2 separate regions of the Homo sapiens genome follow, and region 2 is linked to region 1. Evidence: chromatin loops called from intact Hi-C (ENCODE). Cell type or tissue: PC-9. All regions are shown on one strand. Each heading gives the region's core, and the rest is flanking DNA. Links, peaks and the distances in the headings are about the cores only. Region 1 overlaps SLMAP (sarcolemma associated protein). Region 2 overlaps SLMAP (sarcolemma associated protein).

Region 1 (2,820 bases), core at 234-2,733:
TGCCTACTCAAGGTCCCTTGCAATTTCCATATGAATTTGAGGATGGACTTTTCCATTTCTGCAGAAAAGGTGGTCATTGGAATTTTGATAGGGATTGTGCCGGATCTGTGGATTTTTTTGGAAAATATTGATACCTTCACAGTATTAAGACTTCCAGTCCATGAACATGGGGACATCTTTATATTTATTTAGACCATCTTTAATATCTTTCAGCAATATTTTACAGTTTTTAAATGTAAAAATCTTTTACCTCCTCAGTTAAATTTATTCATAGGTATTTTATTCTTCTAGATGGAAATGGAATTGTCTTCTTAATTTCCTTTTTGAATTATTCATTGCTGGTATGTAGAAACACTGTTTTTTGTGTGTTAACCTTGTAAGCTGCAAATTTGCTGGATTTGTTTAACTCATAGTTTTCATGTGAATTCTATGGGGTTTTCTATATATAGGATCATGTCATCTGTGAATAAACATAGTTTACTTCGTCCTTTCCAATTTCAATGCCTTTTTTTTTTTTTATTCTTTCTAGACAAGAAACTTCTAGTACAGTGTTGAACAGCAGTGGTGAAAGCCGGCATCCTTGTCTTGTTCTTGATCTCAATGGGGAATGCTTTCAGTCTTTTACTATTGAGTATTATGTTAGCTGTTGGTTTTTTATAAATGCCCTTTATCATGTTGAGGAAGTTCCCTTCTAACGTTAGCTTTCTGAGTGCTTTTATTGTGAAAAGATTTTATATTTCATCAAATGCCTTTTCTGCATTGAGATGATTGTGTGTTTTCTTTTTTTTTTTTTTTTCATTTTCTACAAATGTGGGGCATTTAAACATTTTTATATTATAAAATACCTTTTTAAAGTTGAACCACCTAGGGTAAATCCCACTTAACAAAGCAATGCCAGCCACTTTTACAGCTTGGATGAGTTCTGAGTTAGGCAAAACAAAGATGAAAGCCTTGCACCAGTTCTTCCTATAGCCCCAGACAGGTGAAAATTAGACAAAATAATTTGTGATTAAGGTCTGCTCTGCTCCCTCTGGAACTAGGTACCAGGGTGTCCCACGCTGGGAATGCAGGCTGATGTCTCCAAGACTTATTTTGTGCTGGAGAGGGGGATGGGACTAGGGTAAGTAATGCCACAAAGCTTTCCTATATTTTAATTGCCTTTTTCTTGATTCAGCGTTTACTTGGGTGCTGTAAACCTTTGACTGTTTTCGAGACTTTTAACAAAGTTGGTTCTGATAGTTTCTGCTTGTTTTTCAGTGTTTCTATGGGGAGCTTGGAGCTGCCTACTCTGGCATTTTGCTGATGTCACTTTCTTCATTCTTTATGGTTTTAAAAAATTTTACCCTTTTTAAAACCTTTTATTTACTCTAAGGCATTATTTGTTATATTTAATCACTCTTGTGAGCCTTCTAATTTGTATTCATTTCTAAAATGAATTTTTCCTTTTACTTCTATTCTTTTGAGTTATTTCACCTTTTCTTGAGTTGTATAATTGTGATTTATTTTGCTCTTTCATGTCTTGAATTATTTTTCTAATGTCTTTTAGCTTGTTTTGAAATAGAAGTTTACAGTTTTGATCTCTTCCCAAGGTCTGTTTTTCATTATCTGTAAAGATACTATTCTGCTCCTTATTCTCTTTTTTCTTAAAATAACTGTATGGATGTGACCTTGATACATTTCTGTTGCTAATTTTTATATGAAATTGGTTTTCCTGAACTTTAAAAAGGGGTCATGGTTCAGGATAACTTTTCTAATTCACAGAGCTCCCTCTTCTGTTGTTTTTGTAAAATGTTTAAAAATATGGTGGCTTCCTTTCCCCTTCTCAACTTTTATCTGAACCTTTTCTTTCCTTGTCTCTATTGTCCCTGTTCTGCTTAATTTTGGTTCCACTCCCAGCAGTTTTCCCTCAGTTTGGAGCCCATTCCTGGAAGGTAGCTTTGGTTGGTAGGTTGGTTTTAAGAATTTATATGGCTCAGACTGTTCCAGCCTTTTTAGGAACTTACCCTGCACTCACTTGTTATTGGATTGAGCCACACCATTCCCATTTCCAGCTTTTCTTCAGTTGGCCTCCATACTGTCCAGTGAACACCTAATAGCTATTTTGGTGTTGTCCTCAAGTCCCCCAAATGCCCCCTTTGTTTCCTTACGTATCCTTCTGCACAGATGCTGATTCCATGCAGGTCTTGTGGCTTTTGGTGGTCTTCCCCACTCTTATTTTGGGGTTTGTGTGGGTACTGTGTCACCTACTTTTGTTACAAATGTTTCCCATGGGATTTTGGTTTTGCTATCTTAGTCACTCTGATTTTAGGTGGTGATTCAAGGAGATTAAAAATTTTTGTTGCAGTATCTGCTATCTACCTCGAATCTATTCTGCATTCATATCTTAAGAACTCCCCTATATGGACTTAGAGTTTGTGGCCCCTGGCCTGTGGTGTGTCTACTATATTTGTGCTTTGTTCTGAAGCTTTACTTCAAATGTTATTCATCTGTTGGTGTTTGGATATTGCAAAACCTATCAATGTAGAAAGAGTTAAAAAGAATCAGTGTATCATTATAATGGAAATGAAAATATTTACAGATTGTAGCAAAGTTGAAAGTGATGCAAAATGTATGTATTTATGGAATGAATTCATCTATAGCAGGAACTTTCTGAAGGTCAAAGAGCAAATTGTGCAACCTGTGAAGTGCTGTTCCTGTGTCATTGAAGTTAATCAGCAAGAGACAAGGAAAAGTGACTGATGAGACAGGGGTAAACCTTTCAATTCAAGGATCACCATCAATGCCTGATTGTTGGGAACTTAAAGTTTATTCAGGGAAAGC
Region 2 (2,820 bases), core at 309-2,808, 53 kb before region 1:
AGAGAGAGAGAGAGGGAGAGAGACTTACTCTGTCACCCAAGCTGGAGTGCAATGGTGGATCACAGCTCACTACGGCCTCAACCCAACCCTGCCTAGGCTCAAGCAATCCCCCGTCCTCAGCCTCCCGAGTATATGGGACCACAGGTGTATGCCACCATGCCTAGCTAACTTTAAAATTTTTTATAGAGATGGAATCTCGCCATGTTGCCCAGGCTGGTCTCAAACTCCTGAGCTCAAGTAATCCCCCTGCCTTGCCTTCCCAAAGTGTTGGGATTACAGGCATGAGCCACTGCACCTGGCCTTTTTCTTCTTTTTTTTTAGACAGGGTCTTGTTCTGTTGCCCAGGCTGGAATACGGTGCAGTCACAGCTAATTGTAACCTTGAACTTTGGGCTCAAATGATCCCCCCACCTTGGCCTCCCAGACTGCTGGGATTATAGGCATGACCCACTGTACTTGGCCTTATTTTTTGTAAATGTGCTTTTTCATTGTTGAAAAAATTTCTTCTTTGAATATATCTTTTGAGTTCCCTAAACTAAGTAAATTCTTTTTTGAATGCGTGAAACTTTTTTGAATATGTTAAAGAAATCATCTGTTGATTAATGCGTGTTATCCACTTCTACTAAGTTTGTACAGTTTCCCTGTTAAAGCAATAAAATCAGTAGCATACTTAAGATCCGCCTTACTTGAAGATTTGAAATTAAAGAAGTTGGGTAAATTACAAGAATCTAGTCAGTCAGTTAGGAAAAATATAAAAGAACCTATAATGCTCTTATCAGGCACCATAGAACATGGTGAAATTACGATATTACTTCAGTCTTCAAGGAGTTTCTCGTTTAATTGGAAAGCTAAAGCTAACTCCCATAAAGAATTAAGGAAGAATTAAGAGCACTATGTGATCAAGATTGAGAAGGCTTGTTTGTCATGTAAGGGGGACTTGAATTGGACCCTGAAGATTTAGGGTAGAGAATAACAGGTGTCCTTGGTGTATATGTCCTTGGTGTATAAAGGTCTGTATTGAAAGGCATTCCCCAGAAGAACAGTCAGGAGGCAGTTGAGTCTGGAAGAACATTTTATCAGTTGAGGTTTTAGTTATATGCCACAGACATTGTTGATAGCTGATTTAAGAAGAATAGCAGTATGTTGAAAGGGGATTGGGTTGTTTTCAGAATCGTTGAAAGGCTGGGATTCAGTTTGGAAACCGATGCTGGAGTCACAGCCAAAATCGTGCCACAGAAGTGGCGTTGTGCAGACATGGCTGCTGCATTTCTTGAGCACTTATACCTCAGCTTATAATGTTGACATTTGATATTGGATGATGCCTTTGGCACTGTTGTTATTGCTGCTTCTGAAAAGTGGGTGATGATGCTTCTGCTCTGCCACCAGATAAATCTACCATCATGTTTCTTTTTTTTAATTTTTTTTTTTTGAGATGGAGTTTCACTCTTGTTGCCCAGGCTGGAGTGCAGTGGCATGATCTCGGCTCACCGCAACCTTTGCCTCCCAGGTTTAATCGATTCTCCTGCTTCAGCCTCCCGAGTAGCTGGGATTACAGGCATGCGCCACCACGCCTGGCTAATTTTGTATTTTTAGTAGAGACAGGGTTTCTCCATGTTGGTCAGGCTGGTCTTGAACTCCGGACCTTAGGTGATCCGCCCGCCTCGGCCTCCCAAAGTGCTGGGATTACAGGTGTGAGCCATCACGCCCAGCCTACCATCATGTTTCTTTGTGACACTAACTCCTGATGTAAAGTGCTAAGCTTGTATGTTTGGTTGAGCCTAGGTACATGACCATGACTTAGCTTCAAAGGAAGCTATAAACGACAGCGTGTGTCATTTCAGCTTTTAGTGGGGGGATAGGCTTTGCCTCCCACCAAGTTGGATAATTATCCAGTAATAGCCAGTGGGTTGAGATGCCAGCATCCAAGAAAATGACCAGTGTTTCCTCCAAGTAGAGTTTGTATTTTAAGGAGCCCTGTTACTGGATTACCACCAGATGGTTTAGATTAAATGACAGAGTTGAACCTCAGTTAGACTGCATTTCAGGTAAGCGGTGGAGATAAGTAAGTCCTCAACATCAGTGTCATCAATAGGTTCTTGGAAACTGTGAGACTAAGCCACATCATGTACTATATGCTGTAGGAACTTAATTCTTGTTTATATTAATTAGCCTATGGTAAAATTGGTAAAATTGGTTTCTTTATACAATATGTCATTTTACTTAAAATCACTGTTTCCAAAAACCTATCCATGACTATGTTAAGTGAGGACTTTCTGTACAGGGTTGATGGGACCATAGGGCAAAAACCTTTAGGAAATCAAGGCATAAACTTTGGGGGCTAAGAATCTTGGAGTTGCAACTGTGGGGAAAGCAATGCCTCCACTTAATTCATCTCGATAACCCAATAACTAAACTAGTATGTCCTAAGGTGGGTTATGAAACACCTGTCTGCTTTAGCATTCTGACTTCATATTAGAGTGATTGTAAAATGATAAAGATTGGTTTCATAAGTATAGTGAGCAGACAAGATTTGAAGATTCCGAAGTATTAATATAATTTATTTTCTTTTATTTTTAAAAACTACCTACGTATTGGAAAATAGGATGTTTCTTATTTTCAAGATTATTTTTATCTTGGCATATTAAAAGACTGCACTTGTGTGCATTTTTAAGGTTTTTTATATCATTTAAAATACTGCAGTAAGCTCATTTAAATACTATTTCTGATATTGCCAGAAGTATAGATTTAATACTTTGAATAAAACAATGAAAGAAGTTAAAAGGATTATGATGAAAATATTGTATGTAATTGTCCAAGCAAA

The links. A loop is a pair of places that touch in the nucleus more often than their neighbours do. Peaks named below come from ENCODE experiments on the same cell type or tissue, not always from the same donor. Only the 100,000 strongest peaks of a DNase experiment are listed, where the experiment ranks them.
Region 2: it touches region 1 in a loop (2.6-fold over the local background); 11 of 110 quality-filtered maps call a loop at or near these places.

What each region holds. Positions count from the first base shown.
Region 1 is chr3:57,824,721-57,827,540 of GRCh38, forward strand. All of the region lies in intron 2 of SLMAP (sarcolemma associated protein), which reads left to right. Among named protein-coding and RNA genes, the nearest start is that of SLMAP, 70 kb to the left of the region's middle. In PC-9, for the core only: CTCF peaks have their summits at 1,769 and 1,969; no DNase peak of the experiment used is centred there; H3K27ac peaks cover 1,793 bases.
Region 2 is chr3:57,771,230-57,774,049 of GRCh38, forward strand. All of the region lies in intron 2 of SLMAP (sarcolemma associated protein), which reads left to right. Among named protein-coding and RNA genes, the nearest start is that of SLMAP, 16 kb to the left of the region's middle. In PC-9, for the core only: no CTCF peak of the experiment used is centred there; no DNase peak of the experiment used is centred there.